Linked DNA regions of Homo sapiens: region 1 is linked to region 2. Evidence: chromatin loops called from intact Hi-C (ENCODE). Cell type or tissue: K562. All regions are shown on one strand. Links, peaks and the distances in the headings refer to the core of each region. The heading gives the core; the rest is flanking DNA. Region 1 overlaps COMETT (cytosolic oncogenic antisense to MET transcript). Region 2 overlaps ST7 (suppression of tumorigenicity 7).

Region 1 (16,473 bases), core at 5,524-13,523, 530 kb before region 2:
CTTATAAACAGCAGACCTTCATTGCTCACAGCTCTGGAGGCTGGGAAGTCCAAGATCAAGGCACCAGCAGATTCAGTGTCTGGCGATGGGCCTCTTCATAGAAGGTGGTCTTTCTGCTGTGTCCTCATGTGGTAGGAAGGGGTACAAGAAAGGCCTTTTTTATAAGGACACTAATCCCATTCAGGAGAGTTCTACCCTCATGACTAATCTTCTCACAAAGTGCCCACCTCCTAATATCATCACCTTGGGGGTTAGGAGTTCAACATATGAATCTGAGGGGGACACAAACATTTTGACCATAGCACCTATTCTAGAATTGTGAAATTGGCTTTCATTTATTAACAAAAATATAACTGAATAGAATGGAAAAGAATAAAAGAGAAGAGAGGAGAAAGAAACATATAGATCACAGAGAGCAAGGGTAATCAGATGAGTTTAATAAGACATTTCATGTTTATGAGAGTATGTATACTGAGTTGCAATGTAAAGCATATTTCTTAGTAAAAAATAATATTTGAAAAATATATAAACCACTACCACAATTTATTTGGAGATAAATTTTCTTTGGATCTCAAATAAAGTAAAAGAAAGTTCTAATGCAATTTTTTTTAACTTTTATTTTAAGTTCACAGTTACAACTGCAGGTTTGTTACGTTGGTAAACTTGTGTCATGGAGGTTTGTTTTACAGGTTATTTCATCAGCCTGGTATTAAGCCTAGTACCCATTAGTACATTTTTCCTGATCCTCTTCCTCCTCCCACCTCCTGCCCTCCAAAAGGCCTCAGTGTGTGTTGTTCCCCTTTATGTGTCCATGTGTTCTCATCATTTAGCTCCTACATATAAGTGAGAACATGAGGTATTTGGTTTTCTGAAAATTTCCATGTGTCTATCAAGAATAGCTTGGGAGGAAGGTTGAGAGTAAATGTTATCATGATCCCAAAACATCTGCCTGGGGAAACATTATTTTTAAAGTATCAGAATGACTCCCTCATGCAGCCCAGGCTATTTTCTGGAAAAGTGACATCCTAGTTAGCCTTGTCATAGAAGTAGGCCCTAAGGCAAGGATTTGCACACAAGCAGTTAATTTGAGAAGAATAGGGAGTATCATCAGCGGGAACTAGGAAAGCAATACAAGGAAGGGAAGGGAGCTATAAGGTTACTATTAAGTCTGCTACCATGGTCAGGTTATGTTGGTGGGAAAACTTGGGGAAACAGCACCTGCTGCAGAATTATCCCATCCAAGGGGCAAGAGAACAAGTATTTATTTCCAAGTGGCAAGTTGGTTGAAGGCTGCTGCCGGGGCAGGGGGTGAAGATGGTGAGTGTTAATTCTCTGGCACTTCTGGCCTACCTGCTCCTGGGCAGAGCAAGACAGAGAAATTTTCACTGTTCTGCAGAGAGAAAAAAGACTATGGGCCCCACCATGCAGATACTGAAAAGAACAAAGGTAATAAACAGAGCACTCAGGGCATCTATTCAGGTGGCCTGATCCTACAGAGACTCCTCCAAAAGGCTGGGGGCATCCTCTACATCCTTGTCCACTCACACTCACCTTGGAGGTGATTCTTTCCTGGACTAAAGACCCAGATGTATCTGAGGGTGAAAAGCAGGTATTGTTTTAGTACTAGTTTTGGTAGCAAGTGAAGAGCACATAAAATTTTCTTGGTTGTTCCAAAATGTCCACCACTTTGTAATAAGAACAAAGTCTGCACAGATCTAAAAGGAAAATTCTAATTTTAGCAGATTTGAAGCCCCTCAAGTTAGTTTCCCTGGCTCTATGCTATTAGCCACATAATCCAACTTTGCCTGCTTCTTGTCCCTCCCAGATTTAGCAGTGAGGCTGAAATTCTGCAGTGCCATGAGTGCCTGCACAGTTTCTGAACTTTCCCTCTTCTGGCCTCATATTTCCTGAAGCTGAAGGGAAGGGGACAGCTGACTGCCATTCCCACAGCTTTAGACCCTTCCTCTCACTTCTGCCCCGGCAAGGGAAACTGAGTTGTATCAGTCCTGCTCCCTGGGCCCCTGACACCATGACAGGGAAGAAAATCTGCCAAAGATCTATGGTTACTTGGATTCACTGAGCTGAGATGGTCAAATCTAATGCATCTTCACATCCTGTGCGGGTAAATGCCCCACCTAAGGGAGATGTTACTTATAGATGTAGAGCAATTCCAGGGATCTACCAGGGGACTGGTAGAGCCACACTTCCTTAACAATCATAGAATTACAGATTCACCTGGGGCTCATGGCTCACGGGTTGCCAAGTTACCTCACCAAGCAAATGTGATGGAATTACCAAGACAGGTTTAGATCTGTGGTGGAACAGGCCACAAAGTTCCTGAGATCTCTCTGACTTCTGGCTTAGGGACTCAACCACTATGTCTACCAGATTCAAGGAAAAAGAAAACAGGTGTGTATGACTCTGCATTCCTCAACCCCAAACAGTTGAAGAAAGTGGAGGCTTAGTTCCACCAAGTCTGGCAGAGCACAGAGATTCCCCTCCGTCAGGTGGTATGGCCTAGAATTTGACTGTACACATCACATCCAGATCATTTGTCCCTGAGCACTTATCCAGAGCCCAGACTACAGCTTCTCTCTCAGTTGATTTTATTAGCCAAGGAATCATGACCTAGTTTCTGCCTTGGAGTTGCTGAGATCTCTCTGGCTTATCCCAGGATCAGAACCTGTTTGGGCCCAGATCATTTGGCTGTGACCTTCCTATCCTGCAACACTGCCTGGTTCTTCCAAGTAATGCCCAGAAGACTGAACCCTATTCTCAATGTCTCTGCCACTGGCCTCTTCAAACTAAAGAGACTCTCCTAGAAGCAGGTACAACTCATCATCTGACTTCAAGACTCCCAATTCCTGGAAGAAAAGCACCTGTGCTTGACATAGCAGGGTCTTGACATTAATACCAGCCAAGCTGAGAAGTGGACTTTGGCCACTGAGGCAGAGACTGGCTAGTTTATGCATGAAAATCTTTTACCTTTCCTCCTGGGCACACAGCTAGACAACACTTCCCAGCCTTTCTTGCAGTGACCATGTGCCTAAGATCTGGCACTAGAATCTGAGCAGAAATTGTGTGCTCCATTTCTGGACCTGGATGATAAAAATCTCATGTGTGATTCTACACTCTTCCTCTATATGTCAGCTGGATATCTAGACCAAGGGCATCCATGAAAACCCCATGTTGAAAGGACACAACATCTCTCAGCTTGGGTCCTCAAAAGGCTACACAGAGGCCGAGCATGGTGGCTCATGCCTATAATCCCAGCTACTCGGTAGGCTGAGGAATGAGGATCACTTAAACCCGGGAAGCATAGGTTGTTGTGAGCCAAGATCGTGCCACTGTACTCCAGCCTGGGGGACAGAGCAAGACCCTGTCTGAAAAAAAAAAAAAAAAGACTACACATAGGAAAGTACCATCCCCCACAGCCCACAGCCTACCCCACCCTCCAGCACTAATGGACTTTTCCATGCGTAAGAAATTTCCATTGTGTGAGCCACTAATATTTGAAGGTTTATCTGTTATAGCAGCTGGACTTACATTATCCAACACAGTCACCCACGACCAAAGCTAGGCTCCCAGCCAAGTAAGTGACCCCAGCTGTCTGTAGCTTGCTCCCCTCTCACAGTTGTGGAGGTCCCAGCTCTCCATACTGCCCAAGGAGACAGTTTGAGATACGTGGGTGAGTAGAAGGGTGGGAGACACAGGAGATGTTTCTCAAGGGAAAAGCTTTGACTCTTCCATGTTTTGTAATCAGGAATTTTCCATGGTCGCACAGTGAGTCAGAGGAAAAGCCATAATTTTCATCCTCCCTCTGCTGGGGCAGCTGTCTTCCTGCAGGATGGGGTCTAAGCTCCATTCCTAGGAAGGAGGGGGTCAGTAAGGAGAAGGGTCATCAACTCAGGATCCTACCTTCTCATGGAAACCACTGAGAAGACTAAGCACACCAGCCGCACACAAGTGAGGAGATTTTAAATCAGCTGGACAATCCTTTTTTGGTTTAAATATAGTATTGTTTCATCCCTCTCCCATGTGATTTTATCCCATCAATATTTTTAATGTCATTAGAACTGCCCATTCCCATCATTTAACCTGTAAACTACATTGCCCAACTCATTGGTACCAAGAAGCAAATTGCAAAGTTCCACCCTGTGGTGTCACAGGGCTAAGTGCAGCCACCCAAATGCATAGCGAATTTGTTAAAGACAGGAAAGAAAACAAGCTCTAACTAGGCTTCTTGAGGCTCCCAATGCTGCTTGGTCACCACAATCAGTGAGTTTCCTCCAGAAAAGGGTTCATGCAGCTCTCGAGTCTAGCATGTCTTCAGGGAATTTAGGAATGTTTCTTTCATCAGCTCTACCCTGAGGGGAAAGATTCCTCAGAGCAATGTAAAAAGCACAGGGCAAAGAAAGAGGAGGAGGCTTGTGACATGTGGCAGCCCTTCTCTACAGAGAGTGGATGGGCCTGGGAGCCAGTGCATTGCTGGGACTATATTTAGTTCATCCAGTGACATCTTTGCGCCTCAGTGCCATCTCTCACGATAGCAAGAGACTGTGAGACTGAACATTTTTCTCATTGTAACAGGGGTCTGACTCACTAGTTTAAAAAAAAATCTGAGAACGATGAGACCCAAGGGGACAACAGAGTTCCAAAAAAAAAAGAAAGAAAAAAGAAAGAAGAAAGAAAGCAAGAAAGAAAGCAAGAAAGCAAGAAAGCAAGAAAGCAAGAAAGCAAGAAAGAAAGAAAGAAAGAAAGAAAGAAAGAAAGAAAGAAAGAAAGAAAGAAAGAAAGGGTCAAGCATTCCTGTAGGCTGAATAAAAAGACAACAGTCCTGGAAACATTTTCTAGGAGGTCTCCAATATTTTCTAGGAGGTCTCCAATGAGCAATTTTTTGCTAGCACAAAATTCTAAATTGTACCAAATACTAGTTCATAATTTCCATCGAGTTCTGAAAAACATAAGCCTATTTTTACAATGAGTTTTTGAAACTGAAACTGTAAGTGCTAACTGGAGACCAGCATGTGTCTCACTGCTGTTAACCTTTGAGGAACTGACTCCAAATTGCAGGGGTGCCACTTTCAAGCCAACAGGTGGCCTCTTTGAGTTAGGTCTTGACTCCCAAAAGTTGATATAGACATGTTGAATATTTTTCAACCAATTCTCTTCTAATTCTGTGAATAGCTTACTACAGAGTTTAACAAACTTTTTCTAGACCAGATAGCAAATATTTTTTAGGCTTTGCAGGTCATATGGTCTTTGTCACAATGAGTGAACATTGCCATTTTGGCACTAAAGCAACCAGAGATAATAGGTGAATGAATGGGCATGGCTGTGTTCCAATTAAACTGTTTTATTGGGGGAAAAATAGGCAGTGGGCTGAATTTATCCTGTGACTGTGATTTGCTAACATTTCACTTACTACTGGCCAGTACTAGTGTTGCTGATACTGGCTCACAAATACCACCCAGGGCTTCACCCTGTCCTATGACCAGAGCCACCTCCACCCCCATCCCAGCAAGCTGTCTCAAAAAACTTCTCCTGGCCCAAAAAGACCAAGAAAGAAAAAAATTAATCTATCCCTGTATTTCTATCAGTACCACAGGATTATCAAAACAAACTCTAACTTTTTAGGAAACAAAGTGACTGGAAATCTGAAATTGATTGCATTTTCAAACTTCTTTTAAGTTTGACCCCAAAAGAAGAATGAAGTTTCTTGAAACTCCTGCATCCACTGACAGGAATTGGATTCTTACTCAATGTATCGGAAATTAGACCTTTGTAACACCTGGTTTTCTTGATTATAGATAGGCCATGTTCCAGGACTACTATACAATATTTGGTTTGTAGGAAGTACTCAAACCCAGGGTTGTGAGAAGAGTCTGTGGCACTAGGGGCCTGGTAGTTTCCATTATTTTGCCTAAAAATCAATGTTAATGTCAATGTCTCAAAAATCAATGTCAATGTTGAGTTAACCATCCAAAGTGTGGATGTTTCTACTTTCTTAGTACCTTGGAGAGGTTCTCTGGATAAATAACAAAAGGAATTAGCTACTTAAGAATGGTACACAGGCTTATAAATAACTCGTGTAGGCATGCATAACTAATACATTTTTCCAAGGACATGGTAAACTCTTCCCATCTCAAGTAAAACCTCAAAATCTACATCCTGGTTCTGGCTCTTTTCACAGGGTAAAGTCATGGAGTTGGATGAGAAAGGTCTTTTTCTTAAGGCAGGGTAACTTTTAGAAGACAGGAATTCTGGAAGGGGCCAGGGTTTGATGTTAATCTAGCCCAGATGCAAAGGGAAGGTACAAAGTCAGGCACACCCGGCCCCATGTGCACGTAGGACACGACAACTGGAAAAGACGTCAAGAGATAACAGACGGTCCAGTGGCATTTGTCCTGACCAGGTATATCTAAACCTGTCTGATTTACCCATGGTCAGTAGCCAAAAGAAGGAAGCAACAGCATGCAGCTGTATTCACGGAAACCACCGGAGAAACTTTTCTCATTGCTTCCAGCCCTACCTTTAGTTCCTGACTTCCCCAGCTCTGCCTGTCTTCTGAACCTTCACCTTTATGGAAGGTAGAATTGAGGAGCTATTAGAAAGCCAGGTTTATAAACTGTGATGGTTCCAAAACCCTAGGTACACAGTAAAATCACCTGGGGATTTTATAAAAATCCCAATACCCAGGCCATATCCTAAGCCAACTACATTAGGTTTTCTAGGCGTGGGACCAGATATCAGTCTGTTCTCAAGCTCCCAGGGCCACTGAGTTCATATCAGATGATCTGAGTTCGAAGTCCAGTATAAACAATTACCTCTTCTCTGTCTGTCTCAGTTTTCTCACCTGTAAATGGTGATCATTATAGTCTCTAATTTATAAGATTGCAAGGATTAAATGAGTTCATTCACATAAAAATATCAGCACAGTTCTTAAATGTTAGTTCTTAGCACCGAGTTTCCTCTTCTTGACTTCCCATGTTTGAATTTCAATGCCTTCCACATCCTTAGCTTTTCCTCATCCTCCCTGCCTGTATCAGTTGCTCTAGGTATGCTCTGGGGACAGCCTAGTACTCCAGGCTGTGTAGTTGGCACCCTGGCCAGGATCACCCTTGCCACTGAGGGCCCCTGGACAGGACTTGAAGGGTCAAACACCGAGGAAACACTGACAGAGGGTGGTAACAGAGAGGGTGACCCACTGCCCTAAACTGCCCCAGGACTGAGGTATTTCCCAGGTTACAGGACTTGGAGAGCTAAAATCAGGACAGCCTCAGTAATCCAGGGCAGCTGGTCACTGTAATTGGAACAGATAGTCCAGGAAATCAGTGCAGGCAGGGGTTATCTTTAGGAAAGTCAATGAACAGGAAGTCAGGGTCTCGAGGTTAGACTCCACCGCTACACAAGGATAAAGTGAAAGAAGAAAAGGAACTGCAAGAACAAGGCAGGACCCCAGCCCTACAGGCAACAGGCCAGCGCCTTTTAAGAGATGCAGCACCTCCGTTAACAAAACTGGCAAGATGGCAGTATTGTAAGGTCAAGGCCCAGTTAGCATAGGTGGCACGAGTGTTGAGCTAAAAATGCATAAATCCCTAAGACTTAAACAAAGCTGAACTATATAGGAAGAAACCTCAGCCCCAAAGAGATGCTGGCTAACGTACTCTGCCCTGCATGATCTACTCTTGACCTCTTTTTTCCTGTTTAACATTTTTTTAATTGTGGTAAATATACACATAACATATTTACCTTCTCAACCATGTTAAGTGTACAGTTAGTAAAGTATATTCACATTGTTAAGCAATTTCCAGAACCTTTTTAATCTTTCAAAACTGAAACTCTATTCATTGGACAATTCCCCATTTCTTTCTTCTGAGTCCCTAGCAGTCGCCATTCTAATTTCTGTTTCTATAAGCTTATCTACCCTAGATACCTCATACAAGTGGAATCAAGCAGTATTTGTCTTTTTGTGACTGGCTTATTTCACTTAGCACAATGTCCTCAAGGTTCACCCATGTCGTAGCATGTATCAGAATATATATTGATATGGTTTGGCTCTGTCCCCACCGAAATCTCATCTTGAATTGTAACTCCCACAATTTCTACGTGTCGTGGGAGGGGCCCAGTGGGAGGTAATTAAATCATAGCGGCAGGTCTTTCCTGTACTATTCTCACGATAGTGAGTAAGTCTCGTGAGATCTGATGGTTCTACAAGGGAGAGTTCTCCTACACAAGCTTGCTCTTGCCGCAGCCATGTAAGAAGTACCTTTCACCTTCCACCGCGATTATGAGGCCTCCCTAGCCACGTGGAACTGTAAGCCTATTAAACCTCTTTCTTTTTTTTTTTTTTTTGGTTCTAATTGCCTTTTCTTTTTTTTTATTTTACTTTAACTTCTGGGATACATGTGCAGAACGTGCAGGTTTGTTACATAGGTATACATGCACATGTATGTTTATTGCAGCACTATATACAATAGCACAGAGTTGGAACCAACCCAAATGCCCATCAATAATTGACTGGATAAAGAAAATATAGCATATATGTACCATGGAATACTAGGCAGCCATAAAAAAGGATGAGTTCATGTCCTTTGTGGGGACATGGATGAAGCTGGAAACCATAATTCTCTGCAAACTTACACAGGAACAGAAAACCAAACAACGCATGTTCTCACTTATAAGTGGGAGCTGAACCATGAGAAAACATGGACACAGGGAGGGGAACATTGCACACCGGGGCCTGTTGAGGGTGGGGGGCAAGGGAGAGCATTAGGACAAATACCTAATGCATGCAGGGTTTAAAACTTAGATGATGGGTTGATGGGTGCAGCAAATCTCTTTCTTTTGTAAATTGCCCAGTCCAGTCTTGGGTATGTCTTTATCAGCAGCGTGAAAACAGACTAATACATATGTCCTTTTAGAGGCTAATATTCCATTCTATGTATATACTGCATGTTGTTTATTCATTCATTCATCCACGGACATTTGGGTGGCTTTCCCCTTCTGGCTGTTGTGAATAATGCTGCTATGAACACGAGGGTACAGATATCTCTTCAAGGCCCTGATTTCAATTCTTTTGAGTCTTCACCCAGAAGTAAGGTTGTCTTGAGCTCTTCTTAGGTTCTCATCCTGACTACCGTGCCTCTGTACAGTGGGACACAGAGCCACCCTCCCCACAGAGGAGCTCTCTCCTCCTGCTACCATTATCGTGGCAGTAGTTCCTGCCTCTTTTGTACGTTCAAACTCTTGGGATTGGAATGTTAATTTTCTCTGCATTATCATCCATTCATTCACTTATTGGAGAAATATTTACTGTAAGTCTGAGACCTGAAGACCAAGAAGATGATGGCCTTGTGAAAACTAGAGGAGGAGAAGAGCATTCAGGGTCCAGTGAGTGTGGGTGTGGAGATTTGGCTTACACTTGCTTAATCTCCTCTCACTCTCCCTGTGTTTGTACTCCATGCTCTTTTACACCATGCTGTATGCATCCTGGTTTCAAACAGAGTCAGGGACTTCAGCTGGTACATTCCCAGTCATTTCATTATGAGCAGGCTCTCCCCAACCTTCCCCTGACCCAGTGGCCTCACCACATCCTGCTGCCTAGCACTTGCTTATTTCTGGCCTGACAAAACGCCTAGTGGATGCTCTCAGTGCATCGACTCTTGGAAACAATGATTCTTCCTCTCTACTACCCAGTAGAGTGAGAGAGGTTCTTTATCTTGCCTAAGTGTTTTGAGGCACACAAGAAAAACCACAAAGGCAGAGCTTCCCTGGACACTTCCTCTCCTTTAGGGGAAAACAAAATCAATTCTCTCTCTCTCCCTCCCTCCCTCCCTCCCGAAGCCTCCCCACTGCCCTCCAAGTTTTTCACGTTGACAAATCAGACTGGAAGCCTGTATGACAGCCACTTTTCAGTATTTAACAATAACCCTCCCTACATCATCTACAAGTTATGTCTTCAACACACAAGGACAGTTTCTAGGACAAGCATTATCCAGGACTTTGCTACTCATATTAAAGGGCAGCATCCTATCCGCAAATCACACCCTCCAGTCTGCCCCCCTCTGACAATTCAAGAAAACTTACAGAATATTGGTTTATTGCATTTATCATTTCAGGGTTTGAGGATGTTTTAAGTTAATGATTTCCCTTTTTTTTTATTGTGCCAAAATCTTGTTCAAACACAATGAAATAAAACATGTAGATACAGGTTTCATTTCCATTGGTTGTCTGAGGCTAAAAATAAGAAGCCAGTGCTTAATGCTGACTTTTAATCTTATTGTGTGAGACCTTATCAATGTTTCCAAAATGCAGATTTAAAAAATAGCTGTGGTTAGGGTTTGAGAGGATATTCTGTGAATTCTAGTGCATGCACTGCCATCTACTGGACATTTATGATATAAAACTAAGCTGCATAGAAATAAGTGTATTTAATCACTGAAGACTCTGTAGAAGACAATACTAATGACATTACTCTTTAGAAAAAAGATAAGTATCTGGATAGATTAATGGAATAAATAAGTATAATATGCAGGCACAACAATATTCCTGTCTGGAATTTCTTGTTACTAAAGAATTTGTATTTTCATCTGCAGAGTAATGTTTGTCACTCTAATGAATGCAGAATCACAGCATTCATGCTGATAAAATCATTTTCAAATTGTGGTTCCTTAATACGACCAGGGAGAAGAGGCAACTCATATTGTCCTTCAGGTGGTGGAATTAAAGTAGGTATATGAGACTTCCCTTAGGATATTCTGTCTAATCATATATTCTGAAAAAAATTATGAGCATACTATCATGTACAGTTACAGAACTTCAGCAGTTTTTAAGAAATTTAACTCAATCACATCCACAATGCTGAACTTCTCATAAATAAAATTTAATATTCATTTCAGAAGGCAGTGCAGGGTTTTATAGTGTGTTGTGGCCATTATTTAACATATTAATTATTTTTGTATAATACTATTAAACACTTACTTAGGTGACATTTCTACCTGTTTTTCTTCTGGATACATAAGGGTTATCCCTTAATTGGATGGTAGAAAACCATATGGATTTTACATTTTAAAATGTACAAAGTAACTAGTTCTGAATATTTGACGTACATATGGGAGTGATATTCTTTTTTTGCACAGTAATTTGATAATAAGGCAGAAGTTTGGGGGCAGAGTGGGCTTAGGTGTAAAAAAGATAAAATTAATTATAGATATTACACCCAACCTTTATAAATCACATGTCATTTTACTTATTTTAGGCCAGACCTCCCTTCCATGCATATGCATCGTACTAAGAAAGATGCTTTCAACAACAATGTAATAAATTGCTCCCAGTCGCCTTAAGCCTTAAGTCTTAGAGGGGTGTGTGTGTGTGTGTGTGTTAGAGAAGTTGTTTATCAGAAGGAATTAGTCTCTTCAATGAAGGCAACAGAAGAAATCACGACAGAGTATATGCTAATGAAAGAGTTAAATGAGTGGAGTTTATTTTAGCTGCAAGAGCACACAAGAAAACATAGCGAATGATAAATAATTTGGAATTAGTCAACTGGGATGAGGTTTCTATTAAAATCCTTGAATGAGACCATTATCCTTTTAACAAAGAAAAAAAAAAGAAAGTCTGTATTTTAAGAAAGCTAAATTTTTTATTGATACATAATGACCATACATATTTCTGGGGTACATGTGAAACTTTGATAAATGCATACAATGTGTAATGATAAAATCAGGGCAATTGGGATATCTATCACTCAAACACTTATTATTTCTCTGTGTTGGGAATATTCCAAATCTTCTAGCTATTTTGAAATATACAATAAATTATTGTTAACTATAGTCACCCTACTCTGCTATTAAACACTAGAACTTATTCTTCCTATCTAACTATGTTTTGGTACCCATTAACAAGAAAGCTAACTTGTTAAGTTAAATAAAATTTAAGGAAATTGTCTAAGTATTTTATCTTTTTTAGACACCATAACAAATAGGAAATAACATATTTTTATATCTCATGACACTCCTAGCTTTTGTTTAAACCTGAACTCTCAAATACAGAGAATTAGCTTAGAAAAATAACTGCAGGGGTTAGGCTTTGAAATTTATCTTACTAAGCATGACAGCATGTTCTCAATGTTTTGCATGTTTCAATCTTTGTTTGTGAACTAGAAAAAGCATCTTTATTTAAATTCAATTAAACCAGACCTACATAGCTGAAACCCTGAGAGAAAACACAATTATGGAATCAATCCCAAAGCACTTGTATGGTGAATTCAGGCAAAAATGGAAATGGTCAATGTGAAATAACAAGATTAATATACAGCCAATCAGTAAAGAAAGTAAATTAAGTATATTGGTGAATACCACCCCCAAATTCATCAAGAAATTTTCATGTTTCCATACACTATAAATCTATATTATCTAAGACTGCAGCCTCTAGACACATGTGGCTACTTACATTTAAATGAATCTTTCATTAGACAAAATTAAAATTTAGTTCTTCAGTCTCACTAGCTACATTTCAAGTGCTCAGTAGCCACATGTGGCTAGTGGTTAAGGAGTGGACGGCACAGAGCTAGAATATTTTTATGATAACCAAAGCTCCATTAGATGGCGTTACTAAAAATCATCAAAATCTTGTCTCAATTCTTTGTTATAACATGTTTTGAAGGAATTTCACATAGTGAAAGAATAGCCATACACCTCCAAGTAACAACTGTTTCATTTTCTGGTTTATTGGGTGAACATATTCCAAGCTTCAAAATAGAGCTGGCATACATAACTATTGCTTTAAAAAGATAACACACAGGGTTCCAGAATTGGAAAAGACCTAGAGATAAATCATATATTCCATATGTTCCGTCATTCTCATCTTACCACTGAGGGCACACAGACTAAAAGAGGAAAGTAACTTGCCCAAGGTCATAGGAACAGTTGGCCCACAACGATAGGACCCAGCTTCCTGACTTCAGGTCGCATTGCGCATTCTGAACACCAGTAAGTAAGCTACATCTATCCTGAGACTATATGGTAACCTGACTACATCTCTCAAGTTATATGAAGAAACGAAAAGGAATAAAAAACGGAGACTCAATGTACTGTATACTTTATGTGAAATATTTAGCAGTACTCAAAATTAACACTAGGTGTCAGATCATCAGATTTGAAAAGCTAAACCTGATGAACTCGGAGATTTTCTGCTTGATTAAAAATAATCAAATCCATTGCAAATAAATCCATTATTTGATTAGAAATAATTAAATCCATTGCAAAATGGCATGGCATGATAATTTTGATTGACTTGGTCGTCCTCAGGAACTGAAGCTATATAATCAGTTAAGTCCCTGCTTCTGATCTCTTCTGATTTTCTTCTAAGAAGAGAATAATATTTATTTTTCATAAGTCTAAATTAATTTCTGTTAATTATTTGGGGACACTTTTAATTGTTCTCTGCATTTGAGAAGAAGCCAAAATGTTCAATTCTCCTTAACCTCTTAAGTCTCTTAAAGAGACTTAAAGTGGCATTATACTTCATCTTCTGATGTGTGCTTAACATCGCTACTGTGACACAGCTCCAGTACAAATATTAAAAAGTCTTTGCCTTAGATAATTTAAGGAAAGGATGCAAATGAAAGGCAAGAAATAAAGATTTAACCCCTGTATTGTCAAGCAACGTAGCAGGTTGAAGAGGAGGGAGATAAGGGGATGGGTTTAGTCGGAGGAAAGAGCGAATCTGGGGCACTGCTGATCAGGAGACGGGACTGGCTTGAGGGACACACGGCAGAACAGGCTCATAGCCCAAAGCCAGGTCTGGAGCTAAGGGCAGAGTGAAGAGGGAAGCTTGGCAAGAGAAGGGAACAGGAAGGAGTGTGGGCAGAGATAAGGACCGCAATCTAGCCAGCCGTGACTCTGCCCCTCCCTCTGAAGAAGAGAACTTTATAGAAGGGAAATCAGGCGACAAAGTCAAGGAAAGAGGTGATAGATTTAGAAGACCTTGAAGGGAAAATGAATCCATTGTCATTCTGGGGAAAATGGGAAGGGTAAGATTAAAAGAAATCAGAATTCAGAGCACAAGAAGAATTCCCATGAAAATATTACACCAAAATATGTGCCCATGAAATCACGTTCATTTTTAACAGAAAGGGAATTCCACAAGCAGTGACAATTGTCGATTTTGCTTGATAAGTTTTGCAGCAGTCATGGCATTCATGCTCCTATTCTCCAGCTTAGGAACACTGGGGGCCCCTGGAAACATCAGGGTTACCTCAAGATTTTCACACAAGCTGCCTGGACTTACGTTCCGGCTGCCTGACAGCCTCTGTGATCCTCCTATAGCCATTTTCAGGCACTTCACGGAACAGGCCTTGCAGTTCAAAAAAGCAAGTAGACAAAGTGTCCTCTCAGGCAGCCACTTTTTAATCCCCCAACACCCTTTTTTTAGGAACCTATCCAAAAATCTGTGGATCATATAAAGTTTCCTTTTCTTACCTCCTACCCCCGAATACTTTACAACATTCCACCAAATCTTACTCCCTCGGAGCATCAGGTTCCTAGTCTAACCAAGAAAGAAAGGTAATATGCTAATGGAAAGGTCTGGGGTGCCCTTATAACGCATAAACTTCTGGCTTCACCCAGGGCTGGCCTTGCATCTCAACAAGAGAAAACTCACAATTGCTTCAAGAGCATTGACAAAGTGAGGAAACTCACTGTTTCCTATGACCATTTTTTCTTGTATTTAGAGGAATCAGATTTCCAATGTTCTCAAACTGATCCCTCTGGCATTCTATTGAAAAACAATCTCATAAAACTGAGGGAAACCCTGCTGTTTTATGTCTGTATTCCCAAATCTAGGAAAAGGGAAATACCAGTTAAAAGAATACAGTCCCGGCGTGAGCTGAAAGGATTATTTTTCCGGAGGTTTTAAATCCCATGGTGTTACAGGGTGCTGCAGAGGTGCCTCAGAGCCTTTCAAGGGGCAAGGACATGCAGTGGCAAGGGAGGAAGCTAAGTGAGTATGGCTTAGGGCACGTTCTGCTAGCTTCATTCTTCTTCTATCTGTTTTATATACTGCAGTTCATATTAAAGTATATCTACATTTTAAAATGATTCCACTGGTAAATGTTTAACAACCAGCTCTCCAGAGAGTACAAAAAGCCCTGATCTGTAGTGTTTATCACTAGTTCATGGTGTGAATACTCCCTCCCACTGTGGCCAATTTCTTTTTTTAAATTATTTATTTATTTTTTTGAGACAGAGTCTCATTCTGTTGCCTAGGCTGGAGTGCAGTGGTGTGATCTCTGCTCACTTTAACACTCGCCTCCCGAGTTCAAGTGATTCTCTGCCTCAGCCTCCTGAGTAGCTGGGATTACAGGAGCCCACCACCATGCCTGGCTAATTTCTGTATTTTTAGTAGAGACAGGGCTTCACCATGTTGGCCAGGCTGGTCTTGAACTCTTGACCTGAGGTGATCTGCTCCCTTCAGCCTACCAAAGTGCTGGGATTACAGGCGTGAGCCACCATGCCCAGCCCACTACGGCCAATTTGAAGCTGCCGATGTGAAGTCTCTGAAGGCAAAGTTGGGAAAAGATGTGCAAAGTCAACTCTCAGCTCTCACCTGCATTTGTGAGGAGTTCCAGCACACTCCTGTACCACTCCTTAGTGGATGGAAAGAACTGGAACTCAGAACGACCACAGTAAAATGCAATTCCATTACCTATTCCAAACTACTAAATTACCCAGATCTACATTTAAATCTCATATGCAAAAATGGGTTTGGGCCTTCCTCATCATGATGATTGTGTCTTACCAGTAACAAACAAATATTAAATTAGACATGTAAATGTTAGAAGCATATATTCAGGATTTCCAGCTTCAATGGAAGCTTAGAACTCATTAGTCTCACCACACTTCCTAGGCCTAAATGCCTACTCTAATTGGCTTTTCAGCTCAATTGGTTTTACTGCAGTTCATATAAAAGTATATCTATATTTTAAAATGGTTCCACTGGTAAATGTTTAAGAACCAGCTCTCCAGAGAGTACAAAAAGCCCTGATAAGTAGTGTTTGCCACTGGTTCCCGGTGTAAATACTCCCACTATGGCCAATTTCAAGACAAAATTTGACAATGTCAGAAAATTGACCACATCTCAGACCATTCATGATCTCGTTAGGAAACACTCTTTCTTAAAGTAAACCAAGTATCTATTGCCCTGAAGCCCTATGCATTGTTCATTATCACCCATGTGAGGCCAAGCAAAACAACTCAAATTAAACCTCCATATTAACAGCCTCTCAACTGGGACACTAACATGTGCGTGCGTCTTCCCTTTCCAGCCCAAGCTACGTTAGTTTATTTGACTGTTTTCATGACATGATACCAAGCCCTGTCAACATCTTAGTCACTCTCTTCCGAGCTGGCTGCAACTTGCCTGTCCCTGTGCTTCTCTGAGTTTGTGATGAGTATCACAGGTATCACAGGT
Region 2 (16,473 bases), core at 5,443-13,442:
GTCTGAACAGATTGAAATGGTAATTAAAAAGTTACCAACAAAAAAAAGTCCAGGACCAGATAGACTCACAGCTGAATTCTATCAGACATTCAAAGAAGAATTGGTACCAATCCTATTGACCCTATTCCAAAAAATAAAGAAGGAATCCTCCCTAAATTATTCTGTGAAGCCAGTATCACCCTAATGCCCAAACCAGGAAACAATATAACAAAAAAATAAAACTACAGATCAATATCTCTGATGAACGTAGATACAAAAATTCTCAGTAAAATATTAGCTAACTGAATCCAACAGCATGTCCAAAAAGATAATTCACCATGAACAAGTGGGTTTCATACCAGGGATGCAGGGATGGTTTAACATATGCAAGTAAATAAATGTGATACACCATATAAACAGAATTAAAAATGAAAATCACATGATCATTTCAATAGATGCAGAAAAAACATTTGACAAAATCCAGCACCCCTTTATGATTAAAAACCTACCTTAATATTCCTAAATAGAGGCAACTTCAGACTGGGAAAATGCTTGGTAAATTCTTACTAAATATATGCCCCAAACATGGCAATCTTTTAGCATATATGTTTTGTGGGAGGGAGAAGGGAAGGCATTACAAGTCTCCCTCTGATGATTATCATTTACATTTACAATAGTATTTTAACATTTTCATTCAAAACATCTTGGAAATATTTTTAAGTAAGCAAATAGAAAAAAAGAACTTTTCTGGATACAATTTCATACTGAAACCAGTAATTCACTCTGATGCTGAAAGGTAGGCTTTTGTCTTTTGTTTATACATTCCTCCTCTCAGAGGAGGGTCACTGAAGACTGTTACCTACTTAGATGATGCCAGGCACTGATCTAAAGCACTTTGCATGCTAACTCATTTACTCTTCCCCACCGTACAACAGGGTCATTGCTAATGGTTGTTTCCTTTTTACTTACAGGTAGGCTCAATAGGTAGAATAGGCCAGTTAGTAACCTGCCTTCAGTCACACAGCTAGCAATGGAGGAGCAGGGTTGGAACCCAGGCCATCTTGTGCAGGCAGCCTGCACTCTGTCACTCATTTCACTGCCTCTGTGGTCAGCTGTTTTTCTAGCCTGCTGTACAAATGGTAGGTCTGGACTTTATTCTAGCAGTAGCGTGGTGTAGATTCACAGGCTATAAATTAATTACCTCCGTGTGGGTTGTTTCCTTTCACTCTGGTGAGCTAGGCCTAATGGTTGTTTTCCTTTTTAACTCAAAGATGGGGAAGCCCCAACAGCAATAAAGGGATTTCCCTAGAGCCTGGCTGCCTTTGCAGATCTGGGCTGGTGAGGTTTTCTGTGCCCCTGCTGAACCGGATGATCATTGCTGGGCTATCTTATGGTACATTTGTCTTGCAGCATTCTCAGGAAGCAGAGGATGCTTCCGACTGATAGGAAACTTTGAGCAAAGGAAAACCTCTCCTGTAGGAACATTTTGAAAGGTCTCTCTCAAAATGCTGGTCTGTAGTGAGAGCTAAATAACTACAGTGTGTACAGCTTTAGGCTCCTGCTTTAGAGCTTGTTGACATGCCTAGCCTTTAGGGACTCAGCTTTGCCAGGCCTCGAAATGAACCCAGGGTAAGGTTTCTATTCAGCCACTATCCTTTTCTGCTGAGTGCATTTCAGGGAGAGGCAGCATTGAGGTAAAGGATCAGGTGCTCTGCAAAATAGTTGTGTGCATGGAAATGCTTAGCAGTTTGCTTCCTGGCCCCAGGGAGATAATTACCTAACTGCTCTCACCTAAGCAATGTCCTAGGAGCCTGCCATGGACATTTAAAGTACACGGCTGACCCTGGGGAAATTGATTATTTGGGGGCCTCAGGATTTCTATGCTGGAGACTAAAATTATCAAATTAAATTTGATTTCTTTGGAAGAGAGAGCTAAAAACAAAGAAAAACCCTGATGTTTCCTCTGTAAAGAAAAAGTCAATTAACTGAACAGATATACAATGTACTTAAAAATAAACAGGTGTATATTTTATTAGATATCCCTAATACTTCTTAGTTCACAAGGTGAAAGCTAGCAATGACTTTGTTATACCATCTAGCTCACTCTTCCCTTTTAGTTCCTATGCCTATACCCATCCATCCAGCTTTTTCCCTTGCTTAATTTCAAGATACCCCTCTGCCTGCTTGGCACAAGCCTTCCCATCCCAGTCCAGTTCCATCCACAAGAACTGCACCTGTCATCACAGTCCAGACCTGCCAAGTTAGTCTTATCTGCTAGCAAAGACATGCCCAGCCTCTGCAGGGAGTGTTTATTATAGTGGAGAAAATCTCTGGATTTTGCTTCGCTTTTGAGAGTGGTAAGGTGGATATGTGCAGAAAATGCTCCCCTTAATTATCTCAAAATGTTGATAGAATGCATACAATTCTGTATGTTGCATTGACATTTATACATAGATTCCTATATCCCTATTAAAATGTGTGTGTATGTATTTCATTGGATATAGGGATCAATACACATTTTAATAGGATACAGGATATGTATATTTGTGTATATGTATATAGATATACATATATGTACATATATATGCATGTGTGTGTGTGTGTATATATATATATAACAGAGGTATTTTTAAGAGGCATCCAGAGCATAATTTTTAGAAGTCAGAATCAAGAACAGGAAATGGAGAAAATCAGAATGGTAAATAAAATAATTAATTCATGGATTAAATGTAAAAGAAGTGTGTTTTTGGGAAAGTGGTAGCAGATGACGATTGAATAGGAATGAGTTATAACAAAAGATCTATTTATTGAGTTACCACTCCATGCCAGGTGTACTATATTAAGCACTTTGCATATATTATTTCATTTAGTTCTGATTGAAATTCTGAGTGGTGGGTATGACCAGTGTCTTTATATTGCTAAGTAAAAACAGACACAAAGTTTAAATAATTTGGCCAAGGTTATATAGCAGTTAAATCATGAGATTTGAACCCAGATCTCTCTGACCTTGCCTTCCATCACCTCTTATTCAAAAGTAAAGGAGCGGAGTTGAAGATTGCTATGTCTCCTTTCATTCCTTTTTCATCCATCTCAAGAAGTTGAACAGCACTCAGGTAGCACTTTAATTGATAGCCATATGGATCACCCAAAATAATGGTGATTCTGGAACGAAGAGTGGAAAAAGACACAGGGAAACTTGATTAGAAGGGCTCTTGGGGGATTGGGGTGGGAAGCAGCCCATAAATGTCAAGCTGTGTCATCTCTGAAGCACCTTGTCTCTTGACTCTAGAATAAAGAATGAGAGAGATGCTGTGAGGGCCAGATGGCTGGGGAGCCTGCAGACAATGAGAGGAAATAGGCTCATTTAACCTTGTCAAATTACAGCTTCTTGTGTTCACCACGGAAGTAAATGATCTTCTGCAGGGGACCCCGTGTCAGGCAAAGAAAGTAGATTGATACCTCTCGTGGACTGATTGTGGATTTCAGCATTTGGGTAGAACAGATTAATGATAAGATATGGCAGAAGTGAAGAAGGTGAATGAGCTAATGGCGGATAAAGGGACAAAACTGCCATTTTGGCTTTTTCAGCTTGCATTTCAGCACAAATTGAGAGACTTGAAAGTCATATAGTTGCAGTGCTGAGGCAGGAATGCTCAGAAGCAATCCACTTTAAATCAGTAAAGACCTAAGGACTAGGCATTCAGAAAACTTGTGACTTACCTACGAAACTTTGCTAGGTAAGGATGGAGTGAAGACTAGAATTTAAATTTCCACCACTCTGCCCTAGCATCTTTCTGCCTCTCATAAGGTTTGCCTGGGAAGGTGGATAGCAGCAGGGTGTAGCGGTTGATATTTTCATTTTAACAGACACACAGAAGTGGGTCAGGTAGATAAGAAGGAGAGAGTGGGGAGAGGGAAAGAGAAAAGAAAAAGGAAAAGAAAGAGAGAAGAGGAAGACTGCAACCTTCTTTGGAGGAAACATTTTTTCTTTTTCTAATTGGCCATGGGTTAGGCCAGATTTGTCCAGCCTAGAACATAGACCAATGCTTAGCACATTTATCATTATATTTCATTTGTGTGATCGTTTATTGTCTTCTTCCTCTTTAGAATAGGCAGGAACCATATCTGTGTTTCTGTGTGCTACTGTATATGAAATGCCAGGGTAAATACTTAGAAAATATTTGTCAAATGCACATAAGATCCAAGGAATGAATGAATGAAACTGACTGCATCAGAATTATCTGGGAGCTTGTTTAAAATGATAGATTCTGAGCACCACCCAGACCAACTGAATTAGAATCTCTAGAGGAGGGACCTAGAGGACAGCTGGCAGGGCTTGGGATGAATGACACAGGCTGGCTTTTCCCAATTCTCAGTGGTCTCCAGGGCTTTGTTCAGGAGAGTTACCCTCCCTTTTAGGCCATAGTAGTTAATGCTGCGGTGGAAAATCTCATCCTGTGAACTTAGAGACACTGAGGTGGGGATGGACCATTGGCTGTTGACCTTGAAGAGAGCCTTACTTCCCTGTGTTTTCTTAAAGTCTCGGCAACAGGTGGCCACAAAGGCGGGTGGAAGGGCAGAGTGCCAGTTTACATAGCCCCCGCAACTGTTGAGGGGAACAGGTGGCTGCAGAGGGATTGGCTGAGATCTAGGAAGCAGGAGGCCAAGACCCACTCAGTTGCTATTCCATATTCCTAAACAAAATATACAGAAACCAAGAATGTAAAAAAAAAAAAGTTTGATCTGTCATGAGGAATTAGGAAGGACTTTGAAAGAGTCAATATGGTAAAAAGAATATACTTTAGGATCAAAAAAGAAACTAAAAATGTTACAGGTATTACTGTAACACATGCCAACTGCCTGGGTTTATCTTCTTAAGCCCAGATAATCCCTTTTGCCAAAAAAAAAAAAACTGTTTACCACCAGATATATTTTTGAAGACTTGGAGCAGGTGTTGATTTGGCAATCTTTCTATCTAGGAGTAGACTGCCATAAAGTTTCGTATTCCTTCTTCAGTCTCTGCCATCACTGTATCTATCCTCCTGTGACATCATTGTCTACTTTAATTCTTAAGAAGCACTTAGCCAGTTTCAAGCTTTGACATCTTTCTATTTCCCATGGGTTTAATGGTGTTGGTGTGGAATTACTAAGCTTTTGCTGTGTGGAAATCTGGAGGCATTTTTGAGTGTGATAATAGGGCATAGGGAAATTCCTGACACATGGAGTGTTTTATGTATAGAATATGCAATTCAAAAGAAGAGGAGGACTTATTGGATAGGAAGAACCTAGGCATCTTGAACAAAGAGTCTACTTTTAGGTCTGCAAGATTGATGGAAAGGCCTTGTTTATTGTTCCTTTGTCTGATTTTTGTTCCCTGCAGGTAAATATGAGACAAGTTTGAAGCTTAGGCCAGCTGGAAACCTGGGTCTCTGCCCCCAGCTCCCAGCCCCAGTGCTCCTTGGTTATCCTTTCTGCTTCTGTCAAATAATAATGAAGGAGCTCACTGGGCATTGGTAACTGGGTCCTTGCCAAATGGATCTTTGTTTTAAATACGATCTGGGCCCTGAGTATAGCTTCTGGCCCTTCTGCCTTGTAAGATATAGGTCCAAACCACTTCCTCAGCCCTCTCATTCCCAATTCCATCCCCACCTCCCTTATTCCCAGAAGATATACCTAACCTGCACCTCCACTGAGATCAGTGTCACCCAGTTTTTATCCAGTTATTGCCTTCTAACCTGGGAAACAGCTCATATCACACTCTACTTTCCAAAATAGAATGTCTCCCCCTATTCATTCTTCTTTCTCTTTCTTCCTATCTTAGAGCAAGAAGTGAGAAGTGGTAGGTTACTTTTTTTTTTTTTTTTTTTGAGACACAGTCTAACTCTGTCACCCAGGCTGGAGTACAGTCCCGCGATCTCAGCTCATTGCAACTTCCGTCTCCCAGGTTCAAGCAATTCTGCTGCCTCAGCCACCCGAGTAGCTGGGATGACAGGCACCCACCACCACGCCTGGCTAATTTTTATATTTTTGTAGAGATGGGGTTTCACCATGTTGGCCAGGCTGGTCTCGAACTCCTGACCTCAGGTGATCTGCCCGCCTTGGCCTCCCAAAGTGTTGCGATTACAGGCATGAGCCACCGCGCCCAGCCGGTAGGTTACTTTTTAAAGGCAGAATGGACTTGGGATCATGTCTCTGGGTAATTTGTACTCTTTCCCACCATCAGTTTCTCTCTTTCCACTGGATTTTTTTCCCCTAACACAAACATGTGTGAACCTCTCTTTTTCATAAAAAACAAAATGAACACAAAACCTTTTATTGATCCCACTGTTGATTTAGACAATCTCCTGTTACATCAACCAGGCCAGCCCTTATCATCCACCCAGTCAACCTTCCAAATATCCTTCCATTCAGTCTTCTAGTCATCCCTCCCTTTCTCTCTCCATCTCTTCATCCAACATCAACTGAATGCTTACAGTGATCTTATTTTACACATTAGAAAACTAAGCCCCAAGGAATCAAGAAAAGCAACCAAGGTCACATAGCCCAGCTATCTAGTTTAAAGGGGTTTTGCCTTTAAACTAAATGGTAAGGTTCCTGTTGACTTCCTAAATCCCAAACCAGCTTGATACTTTTTAGTTCTCGTCTTACTTGACCCTCTCAGGGGCAGAGCATCAACAGGAAAAAAGCGCAGGAGAGGTTAAGTTTTTAAGACTATGAAATGCATATTTATATTTTAATTTTTTGGTTGTCAGACCAAAAACTGTTTTGTTCCACTGTGACAGGCCCACTGAGCTACTAGCATGTCCAAGAAGTGCTTTTAAAATCTAAATTTGTTTATGAGAGCTTTGCTGTTTACATTGTAGGTATGCACCAGGGAAAAGAATTCAAAGTGACACCAAATATGTGCGCATTAAATAACACCATCTGCCCATTTGGATCTGTGCAGCTCTTTTAAAATACTGTGAGGTGCTCGCCCAAAGCCTGACATATTTCAGGATAAGGGAAAGATTTTTATGTTAAGACCCTACATGAAGACACTGTTTGAAGTTTCAGAAGGCTTTGAGTTCTTCCCTTCTTTCTTTCCTAGTTGTTCATTCAATATTTATTAGAAGGACGGGGTCCTTTTTTATTCTAGTGCCCCCTGTACACAGCAGAGGTCCATCTTTATACTTATGTTCTCTGTACACAGCAGGGGCTGTACTATTGCAGTGATATGACAGACCTGAGAAGGCCCTCCTTTTCCTCCCCAAGCAGCTGCATGAATAACCCAGTCTTTACTGAGGTCTATTATTACTGCATTAGAAATACTGGGTAGAAGGTCTATCACCTATTACAAAGCAAATGTCCAGTTAATATGAGTCATTTTTTACCTTAGGATGAATAATCTGGTCCCATTTGATAGACTACTACTTCTGAATTGGTTTTTATAACTAGGAAAGCACAGAGGGACAGTGTCAGAGGGCACTTGGAAGTAAAGATTTGAAAAAAGGAATGATAGGCTACATCTGTCTGTTTATACGAAGCAAGGGAGCTATAAAGTCTTGATAGAGGGCCTTGGTAAGATAGTGACAGAGAGTAGGGGCTTTAGGCTAAGTGACTATTTAATTAGCTCTGTGACTTTGGTCAGGTCATTGTAACTTGATGGGTAGTTCTCATTCTGCATCTGTAAGTGGACTCTACATAGTCCTTTAAGGTCCTTTTTAGCGCTGACACTTTATGATTCTGCTGGAAGAACTGAGAAATCTGAAGAAACCCAGGGTTTGTGTGTGTGTGATGGGTACAGGCATGCCAGGAGCCTGTGAGAGGTATTATGGATCTGTGACATAGACTTGTAGTGGCAGGGGCTAAGTCTGTAATCCTGGAGCACCGCTTGTGATTGGTGTGGAACATGTAGTGCTGTGTGATGGAATCAATGAACTAAGGACTGGCAGGTGCTCCAGCAGCACAATATAGAAAGCAGAAAAATGACTTGGGGCACAGAATTTTCTGGGTCCTTTGGAGTCTTCTCTTCTAATAAATGCAAAGCCATGAATCTATTGAGGGCCTTGTTGAGTGGTCAGGATTGTACAGTGAGCAGTACCCTTCATCATGATGATTTACAGTACTTTCTACCAACTGTCTAGTAACAGGCAAAATGCTGTAGTAACCTGAATTATAGACTGGCATAAAGTGGGGTGCCTCATGGCAGCATGTGAGGTGTGCTGCCCATGGGAGGGATGTGCATCATTAACATAGTAAATGGCAGCTTTGCTATTACTTTTGAAAACCAACTGCAGCAGGCACCGACTTAGGTGTTTTACATGGGGTTAGTATGAAAATTCAGGACCCTTGAGATAAATAACAAATATGATTTCCACTTACAGTTGAAGAAACCGACGTTCAGATAATAACTCACCTGGGGTTATAGACTCCCTTCTAGATCCATGGTGTGTAAATTTATCATTCCTGAGCTTTCTTCTTTTATGCAAAATCCCATTCCTAGTCATTCCAAATGTTACAGATTAGTCTTGTCCTTTCTTAACTTGATAGTATATTCCCCCGTCTCTGCCCAGAGAAAATACTTGGATGTTTTAACATGTGATAATTCACGATAGGTTGAGCACTTTAAAAATTTGAAAATCTGAAATCTTAAGTGCTCCAAAATCTGAAACTTTTTGAGTGCTGACCTGACACTCAAAGGAAGTGCTCATAGGAGCATTTTGGATTTTGGATTTTTGGATTAGGGATGCTCAGCCAGTGTGATACACATATTCCAAAATCTGAAAATATTCAAAATCCAAAACATTTCTGGTTCCAAGCATTTCATGTAAGGGATACTCAACCTATAGTCAAAAAGAGTAACTACCTGGGATTAAATCAAGGTGTCCTGTTATAGGATTGGAAACATTTCGTTTGATTAATACTTCCTTCTGGTCATTCATAAATGTTCCTTATATCTTTTTAGAAATCTTTAATAGAACAAAACAGGGAAAACATCAGTTTTAAAATTATATCCCAAAGTCCATTCCAGGGTAGATAATCTTGTTTTTATGGAATAAGTAAGGGTAAAGGTAATTCTATGTTAATTGCACATTTTATGTTATAAAAATGTAGCTATCCTATGAGACTCTGGGATATGATTGATTCTTAAATTTCTTCTGTGGAATGATTTGTGACTGCCTAAGGAAACCCCCAGTCAGGGAGGAGAGAAAAAGATGTGGGGGAGAACCGCTTTGAGCAGTGGTAGGAAGTGTTCACTGTAGAGAGGCAGAGATCCCAGGTAAGAAGGGTTGGGGGAGGTCACTTGCTTTTCCAGTGCTTAGGAGGTCCTGACTTCAGTCTAATCATGTAAGCATCATTGTTCTTTCATTACTGAAAGTTACTTCTTTTCCCTTTTGTAATTCACAGTACATAACAATTAGTAGGCTTGTGAACTAGGAAACATTAATGGTGTACAACAGATGCTTGTGTTTATAGAGCACTTCTCTGCAAGTGGAATAATGCTGAACCTCAGTGGCTGGGTGCTATCCATGTGGGAAACGGGATACAGCTCATTCTTTTGTTCTGTAAAACCAGTATTTCCTTAAGGAGGTCTTACCAAGCACCCCCACTCCTTCCTGCCCCGCCCCTACCCCGATTTTGCTCTTAAGCATTTTACAGAGGTATGGTTTTTATCAGAATATAAAGTGCAAAGAACTGGAATATTTCATAAGCCGTATTTCAAAAACTGACTTATTTATATACATTTCTGGAATTGTCTTTCAGCTATGGTGATTTTGTTATTTGAATATTATATATAAATTTGGAGAAAAATTATATTGAGCAGTTCTTAACAGTGTTCTTTTATCCATGATTGATGTTATAGTTTTTTGAAACCAGTATTAAGCAGAGAAAACCACACTGAGAATTTTAAATGTTATTATTAAATTTACTAAAATCTAATTTTTAGAATAAACAGTTTTTGAAATAAAATATACTTAAGGTGGAATTAGTAAATGTAACATGTTTTATGGGCATGTGTACAGAAGTCGTAAATGATAACAGTGACCATAAACACGCTTATTTTTCTGTTCTAGATATTTGAATGGTGGTATTTTCGCAAATACGGAACTTCATTCATTGAACAAGTCTCAGTAAGCCACTTGCGCCCCCTTCTGGGAGGGGTTGACAACAACTCTTCCAACAATTCTAATTCCAGTAACGGGGACTCAGATTCCAATAGGCAAAGTGTCTCAGGTATGGAATTTCCTTCAGTTTGCAATATTATTTGCTTACTGTTACTAAATTATTATTGTTACTCATACTAAGAGATTAAGAATGTTGTTATTTAAACATTAGGCTTCAGAGAAAAATGCAGATCATTTTCCCATGGAGTTGACAACCTGTATCAGAGAGGGAGGGTATAAACATCCTAGGGAAAGGAAATGCTTATCTTATTAATTTTACCCTCCTTTTTTTTTTTATGTGAGAGTCTTGCTCTGTCACCCAGGCTGGAGTGCAGTGGCATGATCTTGGCTCACTGCAGTCTTCACCTCTTATGCTCGGGTGATCCTCCTACCTCTCAGCCTAGCAAGTAGCTGAGACCACAGGTGTGCACCACCATGCCTGGCTAATTTTTGTATCTTTTGTAGAGTGGGCTTTCGCTATGTTGTCTAGACTGGTCTCAAACTCCTGGGCTCAAGTAATCTGCCCGCCTTGGCCTCCCAAAGTGCTGGGACTACGGGTGTGAGCCACTGTGCCGAGCTAATGTTATTTTTTCCCATTTGACTTAACCAATGGTCATTTAGGTCAGTGTTCCCAACCTGATGCTATAGCTTCCTTGTCCATAGTTTCTCAGACCACAGTGAATAGATTCATTTTCTTCTATGATAATTGCAGAATCTTGTGTCTAACTAGATCTGATCACATCACTCCTCTGCTTAAAAGGTATCATTGGTTCCCATTCCACTGAAGATAAGGCCCAGGTTCCAGATTCCTTAGCACAGCATGAGCTGCTTGGCAACTTTGGCTTCTGTCACAATCCAGTCCCTTTCCCATATGTCCTGTTTTCTAGTCACATGAAGCCAGTTTTTATTTCTTGAACATGCCATGTTTCTCATGACGCTCTGCCTACAAGTCTCCCTTTTCCCTTATTCATCCATCCAAATCACTATCCAAATCAAATGTCACCTCCTGGGAAGCCTTCTCTGATAGTCTGTACACTATCTCTCTACTTCTGTTAATCTTTAATATTTTTACCTTTAGCAACACATCAAATTACATTGTAATTTTTAAGGTATGGCTTTATTGTAGTATCTCTAGCATCTTGCAGTGTCTACTATTTCTTTGAAACAAAGCTGCTGTTACAGCACTAAGAATAGCATCAACATTTATATAAAGAATAAGGCTTAATCAAGGCATCCACTAAGAGAGACAGCAAAATAACAGGGACAATGGGAAGGGTATGAACTCTTCATTGCATTGAGAAATGATATCAAGAGATTTAGATCAAGTAGAGAGAGAAGGGAAACTTCAATGAAAATATAAATGTATTCACTATAAAAAATGATCTCTAATGAGGATGGTTTCTGTTTTCAATTTGTTAATTTTCTACAATGTTCTTTGTCATTCAAAGGCTATAGTGACTCAAGTCAGACAAGAGCACAATTAATCTGTGGGATATTCACAGCACCTGCAAAGTGGTAGCAGTTATCCACCACTGCTCATGCCTGGTGACTGAATGATCAAGATTCCTCATTAGAATAATAAACAGCATTTATTATACTAGCTGGATAAAGTAATGTTTTGCTTTGGTGAGGTCTCTTTTCCTTTCAGAGAGTGGATGAGTTTACAAAGTCTCAGACAATTTTGTTACCTGGCTGAGCAATGCCATCTTTTATATGTGTACCCTTTAGGATAAAATAAATTGTGCCAAGAGGTGTCCAGTACTACTCATAGCTGGCTGGCAGAGTCTATTAAAAGAGTATTGACTTAAAATCTGGAACAAAATTTATGTATACACTAATCCTTGATAATTATAACCTGGTTAGACAGTTATGAAATGTGGATGGGTTATTCTAGAGAGGAAGAAAAAAACCTAATGTGGCTTTTTAAATTTCTTCTTTATCCTTCATGTTTTAGAACTGGTGGCTCTCTCCTTAAAGGGGCAAACTACTTTTCCCAGCTTAGGTCAGGATCTCCTCCTTTGTTTTCCTTAGATTTGTATGTTTTCCTCATGCAACCAGAGCACTTACCACTTTGTCTCCTTCAATAGACAGAGTTTTCCATGGGGATAAGAACTTTGCCTTTAAAAAAATCATATTCTTAAAAACCTATACAAGACCAGGTTCATAAGAAGTACTTAGAAAATGTTTACTGAGGTGACAAAGAGACTGAGCTAGGAAATTCTTCCCACCTGTTTTATAAGAGGAGAAAGTACAGGCCTTGCATGCACTCATGCATTGATTCATTGAGTTTCAAAGAAATAGGATGCTACAAGAAGCTAGAAATAAAGCCGTGCCTTAAAAATTATAATGCAATTTTGTAAGTGTTGCTAAAGGTAAAAATATTAAAGATTAATGGAAGTAGAGAGATAGTGTACAGACTATCAGAGAAGGCTTCCCAGGAGGTGACATTTGATTTGGATAGTGATTTGGATGGATGAATAAGGGAAAAGGGAGACTTGTAGGCAGAGCATCATGAGAAACATGGCATGTTCGAGAAATAAAAATTGGCTTCATGTGACTAGAAAACAGGACATATGGGAAAGGGACTGGATTGTGACAGAAGCCAAAGTTGCCAAGTAGCTCATGCTGTGCTAAGGAATCTGGAACCTGGGCCTTATCTTCAGTGGAATGGGAACCAATGATACTTTTTAAACAGAGGAGTGATGTGATCAGATCTAGTTAGACACAAGGTTCTGCAATTATCATGGAAGAAATGAATTCATTCACTGAGGATAACCTGTGGAAATTCTCACTTTTGTTTGTATTTTTTACTTGGCTAAGACTGAGCTTTTGGATATTATTACTAGTTCAATGATAATATTATCTACCAGTATTCATTTAATATTAACATCTACTAGTATTTACTGAGTGCCTACTATGCATTCTATATTTCCATTCATTTCTTGTATAATAGATAACAGCATTTATTTTCTGGTATCATAACAGTGTTCAAATAGTTATCCTTAGAAAAATGGAAATTAACTTGTCTTAAGTATATTTAGGTCTCCATCTGCCCACTTCTTGACATTTGGGCTTCTGATATTTGGCTGACTCAGCTAAACAAACATGTATGCTAGTTTGGAAGTGCCAGATACCACTGGAATAATACCATTGCTGTTTCTGTTTTTTTGTGGTGATTTTGATTTTTGAATAAGAAAAATACTAAAAGGGTACATTAGGTACATTGTCTGAATTTATCTCTACTTTTAATCACTTTCTATTTCATAGTCTCATTTCAAATGCTAAGTATCAAGAAGGTCCAAAGCTGAGGGTTATCAGTGTATTTTCTTAAACTTGTTTACAAATTCCCATTGCCTTCATAATAATAAAATGACTATTGCCTTAATAACAGAAGGGTGAATCTATTGATTTTCTTGGAGCATCATAAGATGGCCCTTTGCTGAATTGTACATGAAATATAACATGGCTCACAAAGTCTCATGGATGTTGGCAAAGGCAGTGTAATGGTATTTTATTGATTATTTGAGAAAATCATTGAAAAAAGTAAGAATAAAGGGGAAATATCAGTTATAAACATTGTTCTATATGAAAATTCAGTGTAGCTCTTTCCTTAAGGAATAATTTGTTTTGAATAAAAGCTGAAAAACATGGCCTACCTAAGAACGACTTGGGATGGGGGTGGTGGAGTGAGGAGTGAGAAAGGTTGTTATGGTTACAGGCAGATTGTGCATATATTTTTAAACTTCTGGATTTGTACAAAGTGGCCTGAATGCAGACTTGCTCACAATTTGCAGTGATCTTTATCTGCGGGCCAGTGGAGAAATGTAGTTAATTATACAGTTTCTTACTTCAAACTTCAGATTGTTTGGCTGAAGTTAGCATTTGTGTCCATTCCACTGGTTTTGCTTTATTTGGGAGCTAAACTGCTGTTTTCCTCTCAGATATGCAGTTTCTGATAAACCCTGCTGATATATTCTGCCACATCACCATGTTTCTCACTACCATTTCTTAATTCAGCTTAGTTTATGAGCTGATGATAAATAGGCATTTAAAAGGGCCCAGTAACATTCTGAATTTGAGTTTATAGGAACATCTGTTTGATAATTTGCCTTGTTCTCAAATAAGATGCCATAAAGACAAAGGTTTGCAGTGTTTACCTTCTTCAGGATAATGGGAAAAGTGGAGAGTGCTCTGTCACATGAAAAATATCCCTGCCAAAGTCAAGTTTAAATTCTCTGAGATACTTTAATAGCCTCTTGCATAGAATTGGATCTTTAAACAAACTGGATAGTCACTTGGCTTCCTGTCACGAATCATCTCCTTTTAATCTTCATAAGTATATATGTATATTCCAAATTCTAAATAATTTTAATAATTCTATATAAATGTATATATTCTAAATTCTGAATTAAATTTTATTACATGGCCAGAAGCAATTTAAGTGCTGATTAAATTCAGATCATAAAGAAAAACAATGGCGATGTAGAAATTTAGGTAGAGTAAAAAAAATATATTCAAGACCTTCGTCGGTCCCAAATTTTCATAGCACTAGAACAAATAATTTTATCGATAAGAAGCCATTTGGTTCCAATAATAATAACTAACACTCTTAGTGTCTGCTATCAGCTTTATATGATATTGTCTCTTGTAATCCTCACAATAGCCCCAGGAAGCAGATATTATTATTATCTCTCTTTTATAGTTAAGGGAGCTGAGGTATAGCAAGGTGAAGTAATCTGTCCAGGGTCACATGGCGGATAACCTGGGTAGTCTTACTTCACAATCCAAGTTCTTAAGCACTTTAAAAAATTGAATTGACCTTGTCCAGAACCTCTATGAGGTGTATAAACCAAGATTAACATAATTATTAAGCAATTAAAATAATAATTTTAGTAAAATTCTGTACTGCAGTGGATGACATTATTTCTGAAGTGACATTAACCTAACTTACTGTAGGAACAGTTCAGTGGCAGGATTGCCAGTGGTTGACAGCTCGGGCTCTGGGGTCAGACAGATGTGGTCCTAATCTTCTGTGTGTGACCTTGGGCAAGTTGTTTAACTTTGCTATGTCTTAGTATCTTAATCTGCAAACATGGGAATAGCAGTAATGTCTACTGCATAAAGTCATTTCAGCATTAAATGAGGTCATGTGGAAATGTCAGGTCAGAGGACAGCCATTTGGCAGTGTGCCCAGATGAGCTGATTTCTCTACAAATACGACTGTGGAGAATGGCAGTCACTTGGAGGTATGGCTTTGTGGTCAGCCGGGCTTACTCACTAGCTGAGTGACTCTTTATATCCAGGCCATTCAGTGCTTTCATTTCAAATATATCCCTCAGCAAAACTGCAAAATGCTACATGTCAAGGACCTTTCGGGCTGCTCTCTAATAGTCTTAATGAGGGTAAACTCACCAAAATCTAATGGATGTGTTGAAAGTGATTATCTTAGCCAGTGTTTTTCACATCTTTTTAAAATCCTTTGACACTAAAATTTGTGCTCTAGTACAAATTAGGTCTCCAGTTAAATGATGATAATACCTAAAATAGTTTTAGTAGCTAGTGAACACTTACTTAGTAAAGTTATTTCATAATTTCCACATTATTTGGTAGGGTTGGTTGACTTAGGTGAAAAATGACCAATGAGAAGTGCATGACAGATGCTGTTACAGATTTAACCATCTCGACAGTATTCTTGAAGAAAGTGGTACATTATCTTGAATAGGAGGCCAAAATAATGGTCTTAAAATTCACATTTACTTATATCTTTTGTTATTTCATAAAGAATTTGAGATAGTAACATATTTGTTGAATTGAAAGCTACCTACATATTTTTGTGCCTTTACTTCTAATCATTGTTTCAAAATAACATTTTGAAGTTATGAAACAGTTAAAGCTTAATTATTTAAGAATATGGATATTTTTACTAATAATGATTGCTTTAAATTGATCTGAATAATGTAGAGAATTGGGTATTCATTTCTGAGATATCAAAGCTAATAAACATATGCACAATCACTTGTCAGAAATTGACTGGCTTGGGGTTAATTTTATAATACAAGCCAATGAAACTTTAGCTAGCACCCTTTTCTGTTGTACTTTGAAACTAAAGTGTTTAAAAGTGTTAAAAAGTTCCTAATGTTTTTCCAGGGGAGTTTTTAAAAATTGTTTCTTTAGTGAAAAATCTAACTGATGGATTCACAATATTTCCAAAATATGATGTTGCAGGGTTTAACAGGTTTGTTGCATGTAATGGATAAGAGTCGGGCAGTCTGGACACCAGGCCTTAATCTCATTTACCATAGACCTTAGGGAAATTAGCTTTTCTGTACTTTTTACTTATGTAAAAAGG

The links. Hi-C counts contacts between places; a loop is a spot of excess contacts. Peaks named below come from ENCODE experiments on the same cell type or tissue, not always from the same donor. Only the 100,000 strongest peaks of a DNase experiment are listed, where the experiment ranks them.
Region 1: a loop joins it to region 2, with 2.3 times the contacts of the local background. A loop is called at or near these places in 6 of 110 quality-filtered maps.

What each region holds. Positions count from the first base shown.
Region 1 is chr7:116,578,815-116,595,287 of GRCh38, forward strand. All of the region lies in intron 2 of COMETT (cytosolic oncogenic antisense to MET transcript), which reads right to left. Among named protein-coding and RNA genes, the nearest start is that of CAV1, 62 kb to the left of the region's middle. RefSeq lists a silencer at 2,317-2,766 and enhancers at 4,871-4,970, 9,523-9,622. In K562, for the core only: CTCF peaks have their summits at 10,378 (motif pointing left) and 13,135; a DNase peak (open chromatin) is centred at 10,357; H3K27me3 peaks cover 670 bases.
Region 2 is chr7:117,109,527-117,125,999 of GRCh38, forward strand. It overlaps ST7 (suppression of tumorigenicity 7), which reads left to right. Exons shown (of 16, transcript NM_001369598.1): 3 at 10,035-10,194. ST7-AS2 (ST7 antisense RNA 2) reads right to left here. Exons shown (of 5, transcript NR_109981.1): 3 at 8,825-8,927; 4 at 8,375-8,457; 5 at 2,766-3,141. Among named protein-coding and RNA genes, the nearest start is that of ST7-AS2, 28 kb to the right of the region's middle. RefSeq lists enhancers at 982-1,061, 1,102-1,321. In K562, for the core only: a CTCF peak has its summit at 10,113 (motif pointing left); a DNase peak (open chromatin) is centred at 10,105.